Linked DNA regions of Mus musculus: region 2 is linked to region 1. A link is a loop called in an ENCODE intact Hi-C map of the cell type or tissue named here. Cell type or tissue: left cerebral cortex. All regions are shown on one strand.

What was found. Hi-C counts contacts between places; a loop is a spot of excess contacts. Peaks named below come from ENCODE experiments on the same cell type or tissue, not always from the same donor. Only the 100,000 strongest peaks of a DNase experiment are listed, where the experiment ranks them.
Region 2: it touches region 1 in a loop (3.0-fold over the local background); 19 of 42 quality-filtered maps call a loop at or near these places.

The regions. Positions count from the first base shown.
Region 1 is chr1:181,531,709-181,539,708 of GRCm38, reverse strand. Gm32767 (a long non-coding RNA gene) reads left to right here. Exons shown (of 3, transcript XR_373754.2): 1 at 1-26; 2 at 1,611-1,764; 3 at 3,908-4,713. Among named protein-coding and RNA genes, the nearest start is that of Gm32767, 4.3 kb to the left of the region's middle. In left cerebral cortex, no CTCF peak of the experiment used is centred here; DNase peaks (open chromatin) are centred at 3,932 and 6,086; H3K27ac peaks cover 1,241 bases.
Region 2 is chr1:181,375,487-181,383,486 of GRCm38, reverse strand. All of the region lies in intron 1 of Cnih3 (cornichon family AMPA receptor auxiliary protein 3), which reads right to left. Among named protein-coding and RNA genes, the nearest start is that of Cnih3, 27 kb to the right of the region's middle. In left cerebral cortex, a CTCF peak has its summit at 3,647 (motif pointing left); DNase peaks (open chromatin) are centred at 1,868, 3,680 and 6,887.

The DNA of each region.
Region 1 (8,000 bases):
GCCTTCACTAAGTCCAGCTTAGTGTGGTGAGTGTGAGACTGGGAGCAGACAGAAGGACGGGGGGGGGGGGGGGGGCGAGGGGGATGAGGAAGGCTGGAGACGGCTTCTAGCATGAGGTAGTGATGTAAGCGAGCCCTGAGAAGCAGAGGAAGGGAGAAAGCAACGGAAATCCTACCTACGCAGTTTCCCATCACTGCGACTGATAGCTGGGATCTTCCACTGAAACGGAAGGAAGAAGAGTTTCTCTCTGGCTCAGTCTCAGAAGATTCAGACCACGGACCTTGGTCCTGTGTCTCTGGGTCTATGGTGGCACAGCACATGTGGCGGGGACATGTGGCACAGAACTGATCATCTCATGGTCAGAAGCAAAAGAAGGTAGGAAGGGGCTGGTGTCCCAATCACTTCAGGGACTCATCTCCAGAGACCTTAAGTCTTCCGATTAGTGTCCCTCTCCCAGAGGTTCCTCGAGTTACTGTGATGACTGTTTTTTTTCTATATGAGCTGGAGTCATCGGAGAGGAGGGACCCTTAATTGAGAATAGGCTTCTATAAGATCTGGCTGTAGACACGCCTGTTGGGCATTTTCTTCAGTAATGTTTGATGTGAGAGGGTGGGGCCACCCCCGGGCTGGTGGTCCTGGGTTCAATAGGAAAGCAGCTTGAATGTTCAAGCCATGGTGACCAAACCAATAAAGAGCCCCCTCTCTCGCCTCTGCATCAGCTTCTGCCTCCAGGTTCCTGCCCAGTTTGAGTTCTTGCCTTGGTTTCCTTCAGTGGACTGTGTTCCAGGATGTGTAAGTCAAAGAGACCCTTTCCACCCCAGGTTTCTTTTCATCTGCTGTTTCATCACCGTGATATGCCTAAGATGTAATCCTGACACAGCTAGGGACCAAACTTCTGGACATGGGCCTTTGGGGGGCACGTGAATGTAAATTGCACCAGGTACTAGGAGAAGAGAGGGTTGAATGAGCAAAGACAGGGCCAGGGTCTGAGAAGCTGGGGTGGGGGTGGGTTCAGGGGGCACAGCAGGGCACTGATATGACCTCCACTGGCTCCTATGCCCCCTGCTGGCTCTTTGCTATGGTGATTGCCATGCTCTTGGGAATTTTGAGTTCTTAAATCTCTGATAACTTGAGATTGAGTTACTTTAGGAGGATTTGTGCCACAGGAAGTAGCCAATGTTACCCACTGGGGTTTTGAACTTAATGGAGGACCAAGTTGACCTTGCATAATGCTGGACCCTGTATGTGAAGAACCAAAATCAGCTTGTTGACTTCAGAGGAAATGCTCTCTTGATTGCAAGTACCAGGACCTTGTGCTGAGGTTGTTGGATTCTCCTGGTGACGCCACAAATGGATCAGGCCTTCAGGAAGGGACACAGCCAAGGACCTTGGACACTGTCCAGAAGGCTAGCTTCCAGTTCTGCTTTCTTCAGACCCCAGTCTCTGGCTCTACATTAATTTTTGTTTGTGTTTTAATTTGTTTTGTCCTCTTCCCCCATCTCCTTTTTCTCTCTCAATAGTGTTTCTGTGACTGTTATCTGGAAACATGGCTGCCAAGAGCCTCCCATTTTAACTATGGCAGCCCCTGATAACTCACTTCCCTTTTCTAGTTCTTGCCCTAGAGGACTGCCATCCTCTCCCTTTGGCCCGGATCCATCCTTTTTGGATGGGCCTTCCCTGCAGTGGAAGATGGGATTCAGGAAATGGACTTCTCATCCTTCATTGCTCAAGGACCCATCCTGGACATGTCAGCCGTGGCCAGAGGTAGTTACGTGAATGCTAAAGTTCATAGTTAACACTGGGTATGTCGGGGGAAAGGGTGGCCTTCCCAGAGGGGAACAAAGTCCCAGGCAGAAGGGCAATTGGTGCCAACCTGGATGAGACTGCAGAGGGCCCAGACCACAGGTGGGTGGTGTGAGCCGTGCCCAGTGATAGCTCAGCCCAGGGCTCACCGGGGAGGAGCGTCCAGGTTGATTCCTGTTGTGGATCGCTGTGGCTCTGTTACTGGGACAAGTACAGACATAACAAGCCAGCCTTGGTTCAGTGGCCATGACTAGCAGGTCATCTGCTCCCATCCAGAAACAAGGGTATTCATCTCACCTTAGCCTCATTCTCAGAGTGCTGAACTAGGTTCCCTCCCTTTCTAGTGACAGACTCCATCCTGTCCCTTTAATCCCTTTCCTTCCTGGTACTTTGCAAATGCTCAGTGTCCCCCACCAAGGCCACAGGACACACTCCATGTTCACACACACACACACAAGGGGCCTTTAAACCCTTGGTGGTGCCTCCCTTAGCCATGTGGGATCTCACTGCTGCCTTTGTTTCCCCGACTCCAACCTTCTGGATGCTTCCTTCTTACAGCTGGGTGCACTGACGTTAGTGAATCTTACTCTGCTTTGATAAGAAAGCAGTCTTTCACAGTGGCGGGAATGTCAGACTACAAGAGGCAGAAAGAGTTGAAATAGGACTGGAGAGAGGCAGGGGCAGCTCCAGGGCCAGGGCTTAACTAGTACTGAGAAGTGGAGGGAGAGGTGGCCAAGTCAGAACAAGGTGGAGACTCTGAAGAAGAGTTAGAGGTGGGGGCTGAGGGGAGGGGAGCTGGGTCTATGGTGGCACTCAGGGGAGCTTTAGAGTTTTGCTTATAATATAAAGAAATGAATATCAAAGTGACTGAGGTGGAACATGCACGCATATACACACACATCATATACACACATGACACACACATATACACAGACACACATACACACACAACATAAACACACATACACATATATACATATAACACACACATATACACATACACAGACATACACTCCATATATGCATACATACATACATACATACATACATACATATACACAACACACACACTGCAAAAGAATACTAAATAATTTACGAGCCAGATTCCATTCATATCCCATGCTTGTAATCCTAGTGTTTGCGAGTGGAGGCAGGAAGATCAGAGCTGAAGGCCAGCTTCAGCTACACACTGAGTTTGAGGCCAGTCTGTGCTACAGGAGATATAGTACCATCGATAGCAGAATTAATATCATAGGCTAGAGAGATGGCTCGGTGGCTAAAGCACTTGTAACAGAGTCATGAAGACTGAGCCTGAGATCCCCAGAAACTATGTAAAAGGTTGGCAGATGCGCTGGTCACCTTAATCCCAACACTGGAGAAACAGACTGCGGATCCCTTGGACAAGCTGGCCAGTTACACTAGCCAGAATTGGCAAGTTCCGTTCAGTTGAGAGATCCTGCCTCAATAGATTAAGTGGAACGCAATCAAGGAAGACACCCAATGTCAACTTTGTCAAATGTGTGTCTGTTTACATAGACACATGCACACACTCACGCATACACGAACATGCAAACATACATGTATGCATAAGCACACACCACAGTAGACAGCTCAGAGGACTCTTATAAGCTGGGCGCCAATCCCCCAAATCCAGGAATGAGATGTTCATAGCATTCAGGATGCTTCTGTCACAAGGCATCATTTCTAACAAGGGGAATCAACTTGTGGTAGTTCAAATATGCTTGGCCCAGGGAGTGGCTCAGGAAATGGCACTATTTGTGGGTGTGGCCTTGTTGGAGGAGGTGTGCCACTGTAGGTGTGGGCTTTAAGACCCTCCTCCTAACCACATGGGAGCCAGTCTTCTGTTTGTCTTCAGAATAAGATGTAGAACTCTCAGCTCCTCCTACACCATGTCTGCCTGGATGCTGCCATGCTCCTGCCTTGATGATAATGAACTGAAGCTCTGAACCTGTAAGCCAGACCCAGTTAAACGTTGTCCTAGGTTCTGGTGTCTGTTCTCAGCAGTAGAACGCTAACTAAGACACGGTTGTATGGCTTCCTATTCTGCATGTATAAATAGAACAGTGTGGTATATTCTCTTTAGGTCCAGCTGCTTGGGCTCAGCAGCCTGCATGGAATATTCATCACACTGACTGACTATGGAAGCTATGACTCATTCTCACTAGTGCAGAGAAGTCTCCTGGATGAGCGAGCCTACTGCAACTGATCTCTGTCCGTGTGCATCGTGCTGTTTCCAGCAGGGACTTGACATACTCGGCTGACAGTTAATGATCTTTATTCCCTGAACCATCCAGTTGCCTGGCATCAGGCCACATAGCAAACTTAGCAGGCCCGAGTTTAGCCAGCCCAGTCATAGAACAAAGTATTTCAGAGCCATATGGCAAGAAAGACAGAGGAAGACTGATAAAAAATAAAAATTGTCCTGTACTGGATAGAACTCAAGACATCATCACAAAACTATAGAACACAGTAACGTTCCAAGGACTCCTTCCATACACTAGTTCTCTGTACGAGCCTCACAGTGACATCAGAACAATGGGATGCTTTGTGTAATCCCTGACCAACATGCTGCGGTGATGTGACCCTCTCGGCATTGCTAGATTTTGTTACAAGACACACCTGAAACCTACTCCTTTTATGGAGAGAGACACCAATCTGGTTTAAATTACTTCTCCTGCTGGCTTACCAGTTTGCTCTTCTTATCTCAGTGTGTGTTTGCCTTTCAGAAGGAATTGAGCCGTTCATTAGGCAGGAAGTAAGACTCCGTGAGCTCGGAGAAGCCAGCCCACCCCTCCACCTGGTTTGTAGTTAGTAACACAGTCTCTACTGTAAGAATTTTTATTTTATTAGCGTTGACATTTACTCCTGCATTTGAATTGCAGAAAACCACCCTCCCAAAATAAACTCTCAAAGCCCTGTTGACCTTGCCATCTGCATGAATTATGTAGTAGCAAATGTTAAGGTCCCACTTCGAGGCTTTGCCTGATGATGAGACTTCCTGTTTCCTATGTGAAATAAAAAAGGAGGGTGGGTGGGGAAGCAGGGAGAGGGGACCCACCAGAGGGGACATTACCATGGTTAGTAACTGGATCCACGCGATGGCGTCCTGGAGCAGTCATGGGTGAGAAGCATGTGGGCACATTTATAATTTGCAGGGAACACTGGTAACCCTGTCAGTTGACTCCGTGTGCATAAATACTGTTTTGGATAAGGATGGGGGAGAAAAGCTGTCTGTAGTCCTGAGGAGTTCTTCTACATCATTGGTCAGTTCTCCATATGGAAGATAAATGTTCGCTTCAACAGCTTTGAGTTTGAAATAGTACTGAGTTTTGACCCAGGAAAGACTAGAAGAACATCAAGAGCCCACGGACCTGGATGTCGGGCCCTGATCCCTGCCAAAGGGCAGCACAAGTTCTCTCTAGGTAACCAGCCTCACTGAAATCACGGCCGTTCACAATACACAAATGTGTCTTTTACTCTTCTGTTCTTTCCTATTCTGTCTGTGGCTTCTGCTTCTGCGAGGAAGGGCCACACATATGAACAGGTGAACCGCCTAGACACTATAAATGATCTTTGGTCCAGCCCCATGATGGCCTTGGATTTATTACTTCGACCCTTGGGCGTGTAGGTGGGGTTGTTGGCAAGCAGACGTGAGGTGGCCTGGGCTTCAGGATCCATGATCAGTGTTTTAAAATTAAGATATAAAGTAGAAAACAATGTTCATCTCTTTTCTAGAAGCAGACCGTTGACCCTCTGGGGCACACCATGCATATCCACACCGAGGGGAGGCCTCTTCCGAGGGTCTTTGGAGAGCCCAGAAAGCCTTTTAGCTGTAAAAGATCCAGTGGCTACCAAGTACCAGCAGTTCTAGCTTCATAGCTTTTTAGTCAACTGGGATCCTGTTGCGATGAGGTTAACATGATGAGCAGACAAACATCAAGTCCGTTTCCAGTGCCGTGGCTGACCTTGGATGGCACAGTGGTCCTTAGGGCCATGGGATGGGTGTGCACGCAGAAAGAAGGGGGAAAGCACGCCCTTTGCAGCAAGCCAACCCAGCACTCAGCGCTAGGGATAAAAGATACAGAGTCTGTCCTCAGGGGAATCAGCCTAGTGATAACCCAAGTAATGGTAATGAGGGTGGAACGCACAAAATGTGAAGTGTAAGCCTAATATTCTCCACCACACATGAGGAAGCTGGGGTCCAGAGAGAGGAGAAATGGCTTGACTGAGGTTATCAGGCCCCCACCTCAGACTTGGTTTCTTTTTGCATCAACCCCTTGCCAAGCTTTCTCTCCCAGATGGGCTGCTACTACTACAGTAGCTTGTGTGTCTGTGCTTTGAATCTAAGTGGGTGTTCTGCTTTGAATCCAGTTACAGCTTGGATATGGTTTATGTCCTAGAAGCTTGGCCCCCTGTTTATTGGTATTAAGAGGTGATGGAATCTTTAAAGAAGTGGGTCCTAGTGAGAAGAAATTAGGTTATTAGGGGTGTCACCCTTGGAAGAAACTAATGTGAGTCCTGAAGGGGTAGGTTAGTTCTCTAAGGCTGAATTGGCGACTTGTGATGGTTGTCACAAGGTAAGTCTGGCTGCTTTGCCTCATACTCTCTGGCTTTCTTTCTCACCTCGTGATCTCTCTCTCTCTCTCTCTCTCTCCCTCTCTCTCTCTCTCCCTGTCTCTCTTCCTCTCTGTCTCTCTGTATCTCTCCTTCCATCTCTCTTTCTCCGTCTCTCTCCCTCTCTCTGTCTCTGTCTGACTCTGTGTCTCTGTTTCTGTTTCTCCCCCTTTCTCTCATGTGCTCTTAGCATATGCTGCCATCTCTCAGGAGACAATTCAACCTGAGCCCCTCCCCAGAGGCTCTGGAGACCACTCCTGCTGTGATGTCTCCTGCCTGTTTCAGTCCAGCATCACACACTTTCCACCTGTCAATAACAAGATAGAGATGAGTGAGAAACTCATTAGCCTTGAAAGTTCCTTAGTCTGTCTACAACATTCTACTAACTGGGGCAACTGTAACGTGGCCTCAGTCTCCAGCTGCAACAGGAGGGAGCTCAGGCTCCGTCTCTTGGTTAGGGCGTGGTGGTGGCTGGGAACACGTGTGTACATGTGCATGTGTTTGTATATGTCTATGTGTGTGTGTGTGTGTGTGTGTGTGTGTGTGTGTGTATGTGTGTGTGTGTGTGTGTGAGTGTGTATGTGTGTGTGTGTGTGTGTGTGTGAGTGTGTATGTGTGTGTGTGTGTGTGTGTATGTGTGTGTGTATGTGTGTGTGTGTGTGTGTGTGTGTGTGTGTGTGTGTGTGTGTGTATTTTTCTGGGATCAGGGAACACTATGTCCAGCCACAAGGATACTTGCAATGTTGTAAACTCTCTCCGTGGAGATTTATTCTTTTCCTGTCTCACTGTCAGGATAATACACAAGACAAGCCCTAGTCCCAAACCTCACTTTTCTTGCTCTTTGACCTGTAGGTTCAAAATTAAAACAAAAGCTCTCAATGTGTGCAGAAAAGAGAGAAAACTCTTATGATTTCACAAAAATTATTATTTGCTGGGGATAACGTTAGTTTCTTATTATCTGTGTCACAGGTGAACAGGATCTTAGACTGGCAGGATACGCTTTCAAGGGTTTTCAAAGTAAATCACGCTCCCTATACACACATCCATTTGTAGTTGACAGGGTGGCAGCCCAGTCCTCTTTGAGGTCACAAGAAGACAAAGTTTGCTGCTTCGTGGTAAAAGCTCTCACTGGATAAAACAGCAGAGGTTGGGGGTTTGTCTTGTGCACCCTACTTTTAGCTGCTGATGTCTGTGCCCAGAGATCTGTTTACAGTCCAGATGCTAGCACTGTTATGACTATTAAACATCTCCTGTATCAATGTTGTGTAAGGAGTGCTCCCCGACTGTCTCTGATTGGTTAATAAGGAGCTGATCAGCCTGTGGCTGCGCAGAGAAGGCTGAACTCAGATCCCAGCCAGGGGTCCCAGGGAGAGAGAAGTAAGAGAAGGACTAGGAGGAAAGAAGGTGGGCAGACCACGTGGAGAGACCAGGATGACTTGACAAGAGGTCAAGGTGAGAGAGCAGATACGAGGGCCCAGAACAAGCCAGGGCAAGACTAGACTGGCATATCACGGAACATTCGTCTGGGTATTAGCAGCCTTAGAGGGTTAGAATAGCTCAGA
Region 2 (8,000 bases), 160 kb after region 1:
GCAAGCTTCTCTCTGAGCCCTGCTGGTGCTCTGGATGCCTAACTGGTATCTGTGTGTCGGAGACCCTGGCACCAAGCAGCCCTGTGATAAGAAGGATTCACGAGCGGTGCTCCCTTGGCCCCCTGCTCCTCCCTTTGGTGAACTCATCCCTTCCCATGGGCTCACGGCTACCTCTAGCGGATGAGTTCTCAGTAAGCCCCACTAGCTCTCTTCTAACTCAATGCCGATTCATGGCCTCCTCCCCCATCCCAGCGGAGGCTCAAACTCAAACATCCAGAGTAGAACACACACATCAACAGACCTCTAAGACCATGGCCCCGCCTGCCAGTACCCAAAGCCCCATTAGCTGTAACCTGTGTCTCACCTCCATGCTGCTGACCTGTGAAGCCACACGGTCCACCCAGCCCTGAGTTTGCAATTTATTACACAAGCATGGGCCGCCAGCAGACATTCTGGCATACCTGGGATGTGTCCTCCTCTCCCTAGCACCTCATTTGCTCCCAATCTGTTCCTCCTTTTATCTCTGTGCCACCCAGATGCTAATCTCCCTCTCCTCTGCCCCACTCCTCTCTGGCCCTGTGAGTAAGGTTAAGCACAGCTATGCAAGTCTGTGCACTCGCTCTCTCCTCAGGGCTCAGGCCCAGTTCATAGTTTCCGTTTGAAAAGGTCAGTGCAGGACCTTTCTGAAAAATCCCACCAGACCCTTCTCCTCTGGAAGGGGAAAGCTAATTAACATTCCGCGGGAGGACCAGACCTGCAGGTGGGGGAGGTCTAGACCAGGTAAACACATTCCGCACAACAGACCCTGCCACCTCATTCCCCAAAGACCAATCAATTTAAAAGTCACACTGTTCTGCCAATCGCATTGTGCCTAATGGCTGCTGCTCTGAAAAAAACTGTATAAAGACTGACCAAATGGACTGGGGTGGGGGTAGGGGTCCCCATCTCTCCTTCAGGTGGCCCCAATACATTGGGACAATACATTCATCTTGCTTTTTGCATCAATTCCCAGCTCCGTGTGGTTCACTCAGGTAAGCTAAGGCTCAACTTGTTGCAATCTCTGGTCTTGGGCAAGAATTTCCTGCCACGGTCTGGGACACAAAAACCCTGGTCCCTACCAGCAACTGCTTTCTCAGTGTTCACCTGCTCCTAAGTCCCCACCCAGATCCAAGCAGGAGGCTAGTCAGGTACTCAGCACATCTTCACACTTCCCAAAGCTCATACTCCACAGACAAGCCTAAAGGTCCTGATGGGCTGGGCTAGCCATGTTTCTCCTCACTTTAGTGTGTTAAAATGCACACATGAATGTGACATTTGTAATGTCCCCAATCAAACATGTCCTTGGGACTGGAGATGCAGCTCGGTAGTAGAGTGCCTGTCTCCTCATCAATAACAAAAGTGAATCTGCACTGCTGGCCCCTGCTATCTTATGTTCAAGTAGCATCTTATACCATAGGATTCCTGAAGATTTGACTTTTATCTTTTTGATATGCCTGCGGTCTCCAATACAGTGGCTAACTAATGGGTGCCCAGTAAATATAAATGCAATTAAACACGACTTGTTTTCCTGAAAGAGCCACCTACTGCAGGGTGAGAAGTATCCTGCACATTGCCAAGGGCGAGAGATTATTTGGTTTATGAATTAAACATGATCCACGCTTCCGTTCTCTTTCTCCCTGTTGCTTCCTGCCCTTTGGCCATTCTAGTCCTGATTCACTCCTTCAGGGAGAGAAGGCTATAGAAAGAACTGTCTACAGCATAGACTCCTCCACTGGGGCAGGGAAACATGGTGTGGGAGTGGGGAGAGCGCCTGGATTTGGGACATGCTTGTCTTTAGATTTCTAGGCTACGACAGATGGAAGTATGCTCTAGCCACAGTGAGAGCCGTGCCTGCCACCACGCACGCCTTCCAGCCTGTGCCTGCTTCACACATTGTACTCCATTTGAGCTAGGATCCGGGTGAGTTTCAAGGCCCATCTGTTAGATACTAGGCCCTAGTCGATGGTGTGTTGGAAGGTGCTAGAACCTTTAGGAAGGGTCTAGAGGCCAGGTTGCAGCCTATTCTAACTGACTGCAAATTACATAGAACAGCAGCTTAGGGGACAAGCCTGGCTGGACCGACTCTGGCCCACTCTATGCAGATGCTGAAGTTGATCCTCTCTACATTTTGTTTACGGGAGGAGACAGCCATCCTCTGTCCATAAGATAAGCCGTGAGACACAGACACAAATTATTTACATAGTAGGAGTCTTAACAGTAAATCAGGATAATGTGAGCATATTTAAGCTATATTAGGAGAGTTTGACTCATGAACTTATCAAACACACCAGACCAAGGAAAGATGCAATGCCCTTGCTTGAACAAGGTATAAGAAGGAACACCTCACACTAGGGCAGCAGTGGCCAATCTGTCAGCAGACCTGGCCATTCTGCAACCCATACTTAAATATCATCATGGGCAGGGTAATAAATGGCCTGAGAATACTTACTATTGGAGTAAGAGAACATGTGACCACCACTAGTCATGGCTACTAAGTGGTAGTGGTAGTACTTTGTGAGTTAAAAAAGAAACTAGTATGGCTTGTGAGTTCATTTTTATTCCATAAGGCATCCCCCCTACCCCCCATCCTCCCCTACTTCCCCCCTCCTCTTCACAGCTCACTCACAACTGTGGGCTTAGTGGAAGGAAGTTAGGTCTTTGGAGACGTAGGGATATTGAGGCCCCAGTCACTTCCTGTGTCCTCCTTTGCTTCCGGTTCCAGGAGGCACACAGGCCTCCTCCACCACAAGCTCCCACCGTAATGTTCTCTGCTGCCTCATGCCAAAAGGCATGAAGACCAAGTGACATCAGACTCAAAGCTCTGAAACCATAACCTGAAACAAATGCTCCCCCCCCCCCCACCATTGAGCCGAATGTCCTGGATACTCTGTCACCGTGAAGGAGAGCCAGCTATTGCCTACCCTTAAGCTGGAACAGGACCTAAGTCTCATCAGCATCCGCACACTGAGGAACACCGAGAACACACCATCCATACTATGGGAACAACATGGCCCTGGACGGAGCAGCAGGAAATGTTCGGAAATGTTTGGCAGTTTGGGCTCTGCATCTGTCACAGCAGTGACATGTGTCACAGCAGACTCTGTAGCAGGACACAATCCAGCACAGTACTGGACAAAAGAGCCACCTCTCTGTCACCTCTTTTTCGATTGGCCTTCTAGAACGGGGCTACCCACCTTGGGAGCCTGAGAACCCCTTACAACACTGAGAAATGACCAGATGCCAAGTAAAACTCAAAGAAACAGCCCAAGAGGAAGCAGGGGGTGGGGGGCAGGGGAAAGATGGAGGGGGAAAGAAAATGGATGCAAGTTTATACTGCATACATTCGCTCCCCAACCTCACAGCTACCTGCCAAGATCACACATGTATGGCCTCCATCAGCCACACAGACCACAGCCACTGTTCACACAGGGTGCGGTGGAAGCACAGAAGCCACCCACCCACCCCCACCCCGCTCAGATACGGTGCTACCTCATCTACTCTTTAAGTCAGTTTTCAGACTCTACCTTGCTTGGCCTCCTCAGCTCCTCTGGAGACCCATGAACTCGAAGGTGTCCCTGTCATTGTGCAAAACCTCAGCCCTCTAGTGGCAAGGGATGGGCATTACAGTGTGGTAGCGGAGAACCGGCCAGATAAAGGGCCCATCACTTACAGCAGCCTTGAAAAACTCAGATGAACGAGGGTAAAGCTGGGTGGGCGTCCTGGCATGTGCTTTTCCTGAACAGAAAGGCCCCTCACACACCATCTAGCACTTACCCCACTCTCTGGCACTCTATAGTCCATCTCCATAGCGACCGCCGTAAGTGCTAAATCACCCACCAGAGACACTTAACGTCTCCTTCAACCCTGAGAAGCTAAACATGCATTAAATGAACCTGCTTCGTGGACCTTTCAGCCTCACTTAGCCTGGACCACGATTCAGACACCCCAGTAACTTCACCAGAGCAGCAGTAAAGAGAGGCTGGTCTTCACCACAGCAAGCTCTCACCCACTGAACCACCCTATCTACCCTACCCACCAGGTCACGCCAGCCGAGCTAGCTGGCCTTCCGGGTCCACACAGGACCAGTGTTGTTCTAGTTCAGTTCTCTTAAGTATAAGCATCTTCCACAGTACTACACTTCACTGAGGACTTGGGGAGCTCCCAACTCTGATGTCATCGGTTCACAGTGGTCCACCTCTTCCTTCTGTCTCTCCCATCAGATGGTGGGGCTTTCTGCTCCAAAATGGCAGACCAGTTATCACAACCAACGTTGGTTGGTTTGTTTGTTTGTTTGTTTGTTTGTTTGTTTTTATTCCTCCTGCCATACAAGCGACTCTGATATCTGGAGTTCAACCTAATAGATCCTGGAAAACATCCTGTGGATTCTATCCCCACAGAAGGCAGGAAGCCTAGCAGAGTAAGGCAGGACCGTGGTTGGGGCTGTGCTCTGGTTCATTGCCAGGCCTAGGGCCTGGTTCTGCCACTCCCTGTCTGTGCTTCCCTTTTCTCATCTGGAAGGTGGGCATAATGCTGGGATTGGCATTGATAGAACAGGGTAAGATTCAGTGAATTGTGCCCCCCCCCCCCGCTAGAACAGGGCTTGCTAGAGTCAGCGATCCATTGATATGAGCCGTCACTGTGGGGGGTGTCGGTCCTTCATACCTCCAAAAGGAGCACCAGTGTGAGTGGGACAATATTAGCTAGCAACTCTCTCTACAACAAGGCTGTGCCTACCCAGCCCTTCTAAACCAGAGATCCAAGGCTGGACCGATAATCCCATCGTTGCAATTATTTCTTGGTCATTGCCGTAGGCACTGAAGTGAGCAAATGCATGGAGCCTTAAGATACAGAAGAAGGAAACTTCAGCTCTTGCCAGGTTCACAAAAATAACCCAAGTGTCTGTCGCTTATCCATCATCATCCAGGATGAGAGGACAGAGAAGATGGAAGGAGGAGTGGAAGTCTCATTCTTGTTCTATGTGATACACAGGGACGCAGATGTCACATCTTCATCTTTGACAAGTCAAGGAGCACACCCAGAAGCCAGAGCCAGTCCTCCCCCTCCCCCCTCCCCCTCTTCTTCTTCTTCTTCTTCTTCTTCTTCTTCTTCTTCTTCTTCTCCTTCTCCTTCTCCTTCTCCTTCTCCCTCTCCCTCTCCCTCTCCCTCTCCCTCTCCCTCTCTCCCCTCCCCCTCCCCTTCCCCTTCCCCCTCCTTCTTCTTCTTCTTCTTCTTTTATAAAAATATTTATTCTGGGTGATTATAATATAGATCTAACTTAATAATTTTAATTTTTTCTTTTCTTTTAATTGGATCTTTTCTTTACTTACATTTCATATGTTAGCCCCTTTCCCGGTTCCCCCGCCCCTCCCTCTGTCCCAGAAACGCCCATCCCATCCTCCCTTCCCCTGAGAAGCCAATCTTCTAATGGACAACCAGTTTCTTCTGCTATCAGCTGCCAGTGGGAGAGTGGGTGTCTGGGCAGTTGAGAGGATTCAGGATTGCGGCTTTCATACCTGTCCAGTGACAAGAGATGCTAAGGATGGAGAGCGTGAAGAAAGGATGTGTGTTGGGGAAGGGCAGAGAGGGAGGAGGAAGAGTGAGCTGTGTCTCTCTGGAGAAAGGCTACTCAACATGGTTCCTGGGCTGTGCCCGAGCTGTGTGAACAGAGTCCCTGCCTGTGGGATTCGTGTGCTCAGCAGTATCACGACACTGGTAATGACAGCGATGGTTGGTCCTAGCTTCCTTCAGAGCCTGGGCAGGACCAGGTAGGAAGGAAGGTGCAGGAAGACCTGATTCTCCACCAGAAGTGCTCTATGAACATTCCCAGAACCTTGTACTACAGTGCAGAGGACAGGGGAGCAGAGATTTCTGGGCCAGCAGAAAGTCCAGAGGGCCCAGTCAGGAGGATGGTGAAGGGCTCCCCGCTCTGTCAGGCACAGGCAGGTCTAGTTGCTACTGCAGGGAAATAACGAGTGAGCCCAGAGGTGTACATTTCACCAGACTCCTATGCTGGGCTCCTGCAGTGGGACCAGACCTATTGCCATCTAACAGGTGCAGTGTCTGGGAGGCTCAACCCAGGCACCTTCCCCTTTCTTCTCTGTAACAACCCCTACCTCTCCTCCACACACTGCCTGGAAGACCACCCACAGCATCTTCACATGCCAGTTACACAGAAGCAAGCCTTGGCGTCCTAAAGCTTCAGTGTTTGTGAAGCAAATAGAGTATATATAATGTTTAAAAGAAAGAAAGAAAGAAAGAAAGAAAGAAAGAAAGAAAGAAAGAAAGAAAGAAAGAAAGAAAGAAAGGGAAAGGAAAGGAAAGGAAAGGAAAGGAAAGGAAAGAAAAGAAAAGAAAAGAAAAGAAAAGAAAAGAAAAGAAAAGAAAAGAAAAGAAAAGAACCTCATCTTTGCTGAATGTCAGTTCTTCCCCTGATGAAGTGTAAGCGCCGTCATCCTTGCTCCTGATCAAGTGCTCCTTCCCCCTCACCTTCAGAACTAATGCTTAGGAAAGAATTACTAGCTGCATCCAGCCAGTGGGGACAGCTCCTGATCCATATCATCCAACCACTCAGCGGCAGAGATACACACAGTGCAGTCTTGGCAGATGGTGGCGAAGTTCCCCCTGCACCACCCAGCATCTTGTGCCTGAGTCCAGCCCTGATTCCTGCCACCGGGTCTCAAGATAGTGGGGTGCCCGAGAGCCAGCGAAGGGGTGTTCACTTCCATGGTTCTTCCTCCCTGCCCACTCTGGGCACAGCACTAATGAGCAGAGAATAGCTAGAGAAGCAAGTGGGGGTGCTGAGGGGTAAATAAATTATTCAGTGATCACGGGATCCGGAGAGACACAAAGAGTCTAGGAAGCTCTGAGTCACCCTGGAAAGCATGTGGCTTCTCCTGACACCAACATCCTTTGCAAAGAAGGGGCTTTTCTAAGCAGCCCTCCTTAAGCCAGAGCGCTGAAGCGCTGTCTTCTAGAAGAGGAAAGCAAGGTCTAGGCAAGTGCAGGAAGCCGGGCAGGGAGCACACAACAAGCCTAGGGCGCCCTTACACACTTACACACTGAAGTGCAGCAAGAGAGAAGGGAAGGTCCCAAGACAGCTACCGGATGTTGCTGTGGATGGAAGATAGGGGATCCCACACAGGCCTGCATCCCATCATCATCATGAAGAAGGCTTGAGTGTAGCCAATGGGGTAGCAGCTCCTAAGTTCCCAAGAAACAGCATTGAAAGCTAGCAGCCTTCCTGGAGCCCTTGGGTCCCTGCCTTCCTGCTGGGGAAGGGATAGGAGGAGCTACACAGGAGTCTCCATTCACCATTCACCATTCACTGTCAGCCAGGGAGTCCATTTCCCAGGCAACACAGGAGGGTTCCCTGCCTATGGAGGGAGGTACACAGCACCTTAGGTAAACCCCAAGTCAAACAGAAATCCTGGGTGTATGTGGCAGAATCATCTGGAACTTCCCAGAAGAGGGAAAGTGGAAGCGGGGACTCTTTGGGAGGGCTAGGTGTGAGAGCCGGCTGAGAGGAAGAGGAGTGACATGATGTGGGGTCTTAGAAGGTGAATGACAGAACACCCCTCATTGAGACATGATACCAGATTGATGGGCAGCACCACTGCTTCCAGAGGCTTCCTAGGTGGCACCTGTCCAGTGGAGCCCTGAACCCACGGAAGCCTCTGGAAGACAAGGCCAGGGGTGGGAAAGGAGGGACAGCAAGCCGCTACCCCTGCAACCTCTTCCTTACAGGGCAGGAAAATGAGACCCAGGAAGATGCCGAAGACAGGAAGAGACAAAAAAGATAAACCAGGGGCCACAGCCTGAGCCTAAGCCTGCCTGTCCTCCAGGCCTGAGAATCTCTGACCACTCTTAACTCTCCACCAGAATCCTGTGCCCACACTCCAAAGTGTCTCAGGGGCCGTGTATCAATCACCTAGACAGATGGCTAAGAGCCCCAAAAGGCTGCT